2 separate regions of the Homo sapiens genome follow, and region 1 is linked to region 2. A link is an interaction called in ENCODE POLR2A ChIA-PET data of the cell type or tissue named here. Cell type or tissue: OCI-LY7. All regions are shown on one strand.

Evidence for each region. ChIA-PET counts read pairs that join two places held together with the same protein. Peaks named below come from ENCODE experiments on the same cell type or tissue, not always from the same donor. Only the 100,000 strongest peaks of a DNase experiment are listed, where the experiment ranks them.
Region 1: POLR2A ChIA-PET joins it to region 2 with 6 read pairs; 9 of 35 experiments call an interaction of 5 or more read pairs at or near these places.

Annotation. Positions count from the first base shown.
Region 1 is chr10:61,918,931-61,922,930 of GRCh38, reverse strand. All of the region lies in intron 2 of ARID5B (AT-rich interaction domain 5B), which reads right to left. Among named protein-coding and RNA genes, the nearest start is that of ARID5B, 19 kb to the right of the region's middle. RefSeq lists an enhancer at 1,476-1,655. In OCI-LY7, no CTCF peak of the experiment used is centred here; no DNase peak of the experiment used is centred here.
Region 2 is chr10:61,972,974-61,976,973 of GRCh38, reverse strand. All of the region lies in intron 3 of ARID5B (AT-rich interaction domain 5B), which reads right to left. Among named protein-coding and RNA genes, the nearest start is that of ARID5B, 73 kb to the right of the region's middle. In OCI-LY7, no CTCF peak of the experiment used is centred here; DNase peaks (open chromatin) are centred at 1,483, 2,213, 2,883 and 3,785; H3K4me3 peaks cover 2,796 bases; H3K27ac peaks cover 4,000 bases.

The DNA of each region.
Region 1 (4,000 bases), 54 kb after region 2:
TCTAATGCCTACATATGTATGTTGTGAGCACTTTGCTGAAGACCAAACTGCACACTTCCAGAAAGAAAGATCAATGAGTCTTCTCACAAAACAGTTAACTTGCACAGAATTTAAAAGATGGCAGACCAGCTGCTCTCCTGACGTATACACAACATGGAAGGAGGGCCAGGAGATGCTCACCTCTTGTAGATACACTCATGAGAAACACACCTGGGACAAGAATCCCTCTCATGTGGATTTTTAGGTCTTCTTTCCATGGCCGTATGCCAACATGATTTAAAGCCTCTCCTCAACCACTGTGCATGAAACATACCTATTTTCTTTTTTTGAGACGGAGTCTCACTCTGTCACCCAGGCTGGAGTGCAGTGGCATGATCTCGGCTCACTGCAACCTCCACCTCCCGGGTTCAAGCGATTCTCCTGCCTCAGCCTCCCAAGTAGCTGGGACTACAAGCATGTGCCACCACGCCCAGCTAATTTTTGTATTTTTAATACAGACAGGGTTTCATCATGTTGGCCAGGCTAGTCTTGAACTCCTGACCTCAGGTGATCCACCCGCCTTGGCCTCCCAAAGTGCTGGGATTACAGGCGTGAGCCACCATGCCCGGCCCAAACATGCCTATTTTCTTATGCATTAAGGAGCCTGTTTATATCAGCTACAGGATCCTCCTTCCTCATTTCTCTCTGCCGATTTCTCATCTAACCAGACACAATGCCCTTTCCAGCAAAACTCTCCAAATGCAATGATCAAGACATTAGATGTAAAAAAGACCCGATATGGCTTGTTGACATGCTGTAAGACTAACAAATCTTCAAAAGATTAGGCAATCTGCAGTCTACTGTGTATGTCATCTATAGTTATATGCCCTGAAGAGCGGGGAGATATTTGGGAGGAACCATCCAAGGAGACTGTATCAAAAAATTAGCCGGGCACAGTGGTGCACGCCTGTGGTCCCAGCTATTTGGAAGGCTGAGGTGGGAGGATCGCTTGAGCCAGGGAGGTCGAGGCTGCAGTGAGCCGTGGTCACACTACTGCACTCCGACCCAGGTGACAGAGTGAGACTCTGTCTCAAAAATAAATAAATAGATAAACAACTAATAAAAGGGAAAAAAGGAAAAAAGTAAAACAGAGTAAGAAGAATACCTTTCAACCCTCATCAGATGAGCTGTACACTGAAGTGATTGGCTCTGTTGCCAGCTGTAATAGGTGGCCTCGAAGATGGTCCCCTGAGATTATATGCAACCTCCTAATAATCTCCTGCTCTTGGGTGTGGGCTAGACAATAATGCCTCACTTCTAACAAACAGAATTAGGCAAAAGTGATGGGATGTCACTTCCAGCATCAGGTTATAAAAGGACTATGGCTTGTGTCTCATTCCTACACCTTACACTCTGAGGGGAGTCCGTTGCCATGTTTGAGTTGCCCTATGGAGAGGCCCATGTGGCCCAGCAAGGAAGCCAGGGAGACCCAGACCCACTGCCTGAGAGGAACTGAGGGCCTCAGTCCAACAGCCTGAGAGATCTGAGACCTGTCAACAGGCAAGTGAGTGGGTCTGAAGTATTAATAGATCCTCCCTCTACAGAGCTTTCAGATGGCCACAGCTGGGGAGGACACCTTGACTGGAGCTTTGAGAGTCCCTTAGCAAGAGGCACCCAGCTAAGCCTTACTCAGACTTGCCACCCACAGAAACTGTGGATAGTAAGTGTTGTTTTAACAAGACACCAAATCTGGGGTAATCTGTTACACAACAATAGATAACCGATACAACCATCTTTAACACAGGACACATTTACACACCATTGTATGACAATAAAATAAAGTTTGTAAAATGAGGTGCTAAATATGTTTCAAGTATTCCTAGAAATTAGATAATTTTCTGCAGAGTTGACGACAAACCAATAGTAAAATACTTCATGCAACTGCCTAAATCCTAAATCAACTGCCTGTATGAGAGATCTTTCATTTTGGAGGGGTATCCATAGAAATTTCTAAGAATACTATCTAACAATGTGAGTGTATTTTTCAGTATGAAAGAGGCCATATAATCTTGCCAAGTATGGCTAACTTGAACATGTTTGATCTCCTCTAACTAGAGAGAAAGAAGCTGATTTTATTCATCCCCTTATCACCCCCCATAGTACCCTGGTACATCCTAATAAATATTGATTGAATTTAATTGAATAAAAGGTTATAGTCAAAGGCCCATATTTAAAAATATAAATGTTATATTTTTTCAAGAGCAATATTATGTTATGCCCTTAACTACCATATGAGAATTCCAAGCCCCATCTTCCTTTTTTTTCCATCTACTCATTTAAGAGTCATCTTTTATTTGGGAGGCCAAGGCAGGCGGATAACCTGAGGTCAGGAGTTCGAGACCAGCCTGGCCAACATGGCGAAACCTGTCTCTACTAAAAATACAAAAAAAAATTAGTCAGGCATGGTGGCACACGCCTGTAATCCCAGCTACTCAGGAGGCTGAGGCCTGAGGAGCATCGCTTGAACCCAGGAGGCGGAGGTTGTAGTGAGCCGAGATTGCGCCATTGCACTCCTGCCTGGGCAACAAAAGTGAAACTTCTCAGGAAAAAAAAAAAAAAAAACAAAGATTCATCTTTTAAAGACCAATTAGAAAAGTCAGCTGGCACAGCTGAGCAGTTAGAACTGTATTAACTGTAAGTACAATCTGCAGACCCTGTCCTCCTGTCCCTCAATCTTCATGGCCAAGACTGAAGCAAGATTCCTCTTGGCTTAAGCAGAGAGAAAAAAGGACACACAAAAAGCCTGTAAAGATTAAGGCAAAAAGAAAAAAAAATTAAGACAACTGAGATATCTCAATATTCTGACATGCTGAGAATGTTTTTACTCCACTGCCTCAAGGGGTCATTTAAGGAATTCTGGGGGTCAGGAGAGATGTGAACACCTGCTTGGCTGTCTCTTGAATTACTGATCTAGTAATATCAAAAATGTGGAGTGAGAAAGAGGACCTATAATGTAAAGAAATAAAAACAAACCCAGAGCTTGTTGATAATTTTTAGACACCACCATTTATGTGATTCATACGATCTGCATTTAAAAAAAAAAACTTCAGTCTTTTTACTAGAGCCCTCTTTCTTGTCTGTCCAGATAGTTAGGGATGCATATTTTACAACCAATGCATTGTTGCTAAAAACACACTCAGCCCCCAGGAGCACAAAATACTATTAGACTATTACAGAGAATATTCACAAGGAACAGATTATTTCACTTAAGAAATATCGAATTCAGTTATTTTTTCTGTATTTATAACCTATATATTTTGGAATCATTTGGCGAGGAGACTGAGTACTACAGCAGTGTTTTCATCTGAATTCTAGTGATCTGATATACACTGTGGGATTAATCCAAAGCAAAAGGATTTAATGGCCCAGAAGGCTACCTCTATTTGGAAGATCCTTCTGAGATTCCCCCCAGCCATTTTGGCTGGGACCTTTCCCTTTACATGGTCTGGCTGATGCTTTTTGCATCTTTCAGAGTTGGATTGGAATACACCCTCTACCATGAGCATCCCCAAATGAGGAAGACGGTGGGGTGGAAGGGGACAAAGGGATGAAGCAAATTTTCAAGTTAGGGGTGTTTTTAAGAAAAGAAAATACAGGAAACTTTTTTGAAATGGAGGAATAGTGGGTATATTTAAAATGAATTCAATGTTTTGCACATTTTGCAGATCAATACCAGGTTTCCTGATGGTTGCATCATGAAAGGGCAGGGTGGAGGGTGGGGCACTTAGATCAAACATCTGGGAAGCCAGTTTTGTCTCTTGACTCCATCTACTCCTATCTCAGTTAATTTTGACATGGCCAATGGAAGAGATGTCCCCTAACGCACCTTTTATTTTTTTGGGGGGGGGGGGGGGGACGGAGTCAGGCTCTGTCACGCAGACTGGAGTTGCAGTGCAGTGGCACAATCTCGTCTCACTGCAATCTCCGCCTCCCAGGTTCAAGAGATTCTCCTGCCTCAGCC
Region 2 (4,000 bases):
AAATGATGAGTTAATGGGTGCAGCACACCAACATGGCACATGTATACATATGTAACAAACCTGCACATTGTGCACATGTACCCTAGAACTTAAAGTATAATAAAAAAAAAAAAAAGAAAGAAAGTTTCTCTCCCACAAACACAAATGAATTTGGATAACTCAAAATGGAACTGTGAAGTGCTACGTAATTTAAGATCCTGTGTGGCAGAGAGTCACTTATTCTGTAGTTCAACATTTGTAAATCTTGCAAATATGTCTATTGGGTGTTGATGCTCCAAACCACCTTCCACTGACTCAATGAACATTCTCCCGCTGGCAGAGTTTCAGCGGCACCACCATCTTTGCCCGCTCACCAAGGTTAGGCACTGTTTGAGAATTTTATTCATTTTCCCCATCAGTATGTACCACTTCGATGTTTCAACAGCATACACTCTAAAAAGCAATCCATCTGCTTTTTTCCATTGGTACTATCCAAACACCAATTTCCTGAGCCTTGGCATTGTGCTTCATTAGGGAGCAAATATACACAGTTATTTAGGCTTCCACGTGTCTATGAAATACCCCACTTTACCTTCCAAACTGGCAATTAAAGCCATTTACTCTGGAGCTGGATTATCCAATAGAATAGCTTCTGTTATGTAGTTGCAAAAGTAACTGCAGTTTTTGCCATTATAGCTGCATGCGGCAATATAAAGTTAAATTAATTAGAACAAAATAAATTTTATACACTAAAAATTCAGTTTCTCAGTCATATTAGCCACATTTCAAGTGGTCAACAGCCATGTGTAGCCAGTGGTACCTTACTGGACACAGAACAGAGATACAAAATATTTCCATCATTGAAGAGCATTCTATTGGCAAAGTATGCCTGAAGGCATGGACATTTATAAAGGCAAAGACTACATTCCTTCCACCACTGTATTCCTAGTGCTTAACCCAGGCCCTGTCTGACATGTATTAAAAGCTCTAATAAATGCTTAAGGAACTGAGATTCTTCCTCTCTAAACATGGAAACAAAATGTGATTCCCCCCAAAATGCTGAATTAGACAAGGAAGAAGTAATAAATACAAAGAAATAGCTATAATTGGAAAATTGTTTCCATACTCAAAAACTAGAATTCTATTATTAATATACAAAAATTATTTCTAGATCGCTCCCTATGAAAGCAAAGAGTGAATAAGACTATTGCTCAGAATTTACATCCATCAGCTATTCTCAATATTAATAGACAGGCAAAGTCACCAAAGACAGTGTAAGAGTAATGCAATGACAATAGTTCTAATAATAATGATGGTACTCATGCAATATAGACCATTTAATACTTATAAAACCCTTTTCAAATCTTTTAAATAATTTCAATCTCACAACAATTTTGCAGGGTTGGAATTCTTATACCCAGTTTACTGGTAGCCAAAAAAAAAAGAGGATCGGAGACTCAGTGACTTGTCTAGGATGACTCAGCTGGTAAATGAGAGAAAAAGACATCTGGCCTCAGGCTTTCTAACTCCAAGTCTTTCTCCTCTGTCACAACTGCTACACTTTGTGCAGACATTACCCACTGAGCTACTCCCACTTTCTATTTATGCTGTTAAGTGAACTGGGATCCTTTTAAAAAACGCAGACCTCTACTTCCAGTGTGTTGGAAGGCCAACTAATCGATTGTCCTCCTTAATAATAATTTTTGGCTTCTGCAATATTGAGGGGCTAATCTTTGGTAACCAGAGGCTCCAGAAACATTATTAATGTATCACCCAAGAAACCATTTGTTCTATGGATTATCCATCTCAAACAGTGGTTCTGAAGCATGATATACTATGCTCTGGGTTGCACAGCTGCTTTGCATTTTGAATTCTTTATTTATAGAACAAGTCAAATTAATAACTCAAAAATGTTGTTTCAGGCAAAGTAATGGACACACAATAAAACTATTCATTTCCTAAAAGGTCACTCCAGGAGATGCATACATTGTTTAAAAGCCTACCAACAATGCTATTATTCCTTCGAAAACTGAAAATGTGTAATAAGCAGTTAGAGCACATATCTGCCCCCGAGACCCCAGGCTAATTTAAAGTACAATCACAAGGCAATCAATCATACTCCAAAATTACTTCATTTTCCAAACTGTTTACACTTTTTAAGTTACAAATCCACTTTCTGCTATTTCAACTCACGATTTACAACTACAGATTTAGACCGCTTGGCAAGCAGCCAAGCACTAGTCATGAGGGAACTAATGATATGAACAGATCAGTGTTTTATAAAGGAGAAAAGCGCATGTAAATTTCCAGTGTGTCTGCAAGTAATCAAGGCACTGCTGACTATAAATGAGACCGTCTCAAATTTATTTTAGGAGAAATATCTTAAAGCTGTACTTTTTATCCAGGCCAAAAAAAGCCTTTAGGAGGAACTCTGAGATTACTCAAATTATTATAAATAAATGGTTATGTGAACAATATGGAAAAATAGTGAAATAAGTGACTTATTTCAACATTCCTGTCCCACATACCCTTATCATGATTTCTGGAATGCTAGAGTTAATGGGAAGAGGGGGAAAGATTTGTTCTCCTCTCTCTCTTTCTCTCTGTCCCCCACTTAAAATGTGATTGTTAACCATAGCAGCAAATCAAGTTTGTTTTAGTAGTCCAGAATACTCAGAACAAAAAAGACCCTAGAAGATATTGTTTTAAAATTAAATATGATCTTCATTGTCTCATTACAATGGCACAGCCAAATAATCACTTTGCGTTATTTGTACAAATAATGTAGAATGCTCATTGTCTTGCGGAAATAATTACTCTGGTGTATCATATCCTGCTTGTTGTCAAAACCTCTCCCTTTGCTGTCACCAAGCATGTGCATTGGACTCCAGAGGCTAAATTTAGCCAAAGTTTCATGTGTTCTTATATGTTAAAGAGTAAAGCCAAGTAAGCATATTCAGATGTGCGGGTGCCTTAAAGAGAGAAGCTCAAAATAGCCTCACAGTATATACATCGCAAAAGTCCATTCACTGTGATTGATATTTTAGTTAGAGAATCATTACATGACTAAACTCGATTTTATAATTGGATAAGGCCAGATACAATAAACCCGCACTGCACTGTAAAAGCATCTTACATCTTCAAACTATTTGTAATAATAAATCAACCTAATTATTTGAAATACTGTCTTGATGTGGAAAAGAAAAGAAATAAAATAAACTAGCTGCCTGAATATCTCATTTTATTTTCTAAGGATCAAGCAAAGCTTTTTATTGGCATTAAAGCCTAGCTCCACAATGGCTGGTAAACCATACTCTTTAGATAAAATTGTACACACAGAAAATCAATAATAAAGATTAAAAGCTTCCCCCCTCCCATTTTTTACACTGGCATCTGGTGTGTGTGTGTGTGTGTATGCATGTGTGTGTGAATTTAAGTATGACTAAAAATAATGATCTTCAGGAACCTGGAGCAACAAATGTAGCCCCAGTCTATTAAAACTTCAATTTATCCTTGTTTATCAAAAAAGCCACAAATAGTGGAATGAATGTTTCCAGTTCTGAGTGATTTCATAATGAACTCCCCAGAGCCCTGGAGCCCCTGATATCAGCATTGTGACATCATCAGGATAAATGCTCATTGGCTACAAAACCTTTTGGGTTAACCCTTTCACAGAGGGTCTCAGCCCATCACTTTGCTAGTTTTCTAATGAGGTTCCTCTATTCCCCTGTAAGAGCAGAGACTGGAAAAGAACGTCACCACCCTTTTTCCCCTCCCCCGCCACATACAAACAGCATAGACCCAGAACATTCTAAAGGGCACTGGGTATGTCTCTTCAACTGGAAGCCTTGATACAAATATAGGCCCTCAGAGGCTCATTGTGGATGGTTCTCATAGGTAGAGGAGGGAATGATCAGGAGCTCTCTTAGTGTTGGGTTGTCTTTCCTCATCATAGTCTGAGAGCTGGAGATAGAATTCTGGATATAGAAACATGTTCTGCACAGAAAGTACAAGTCTGTCC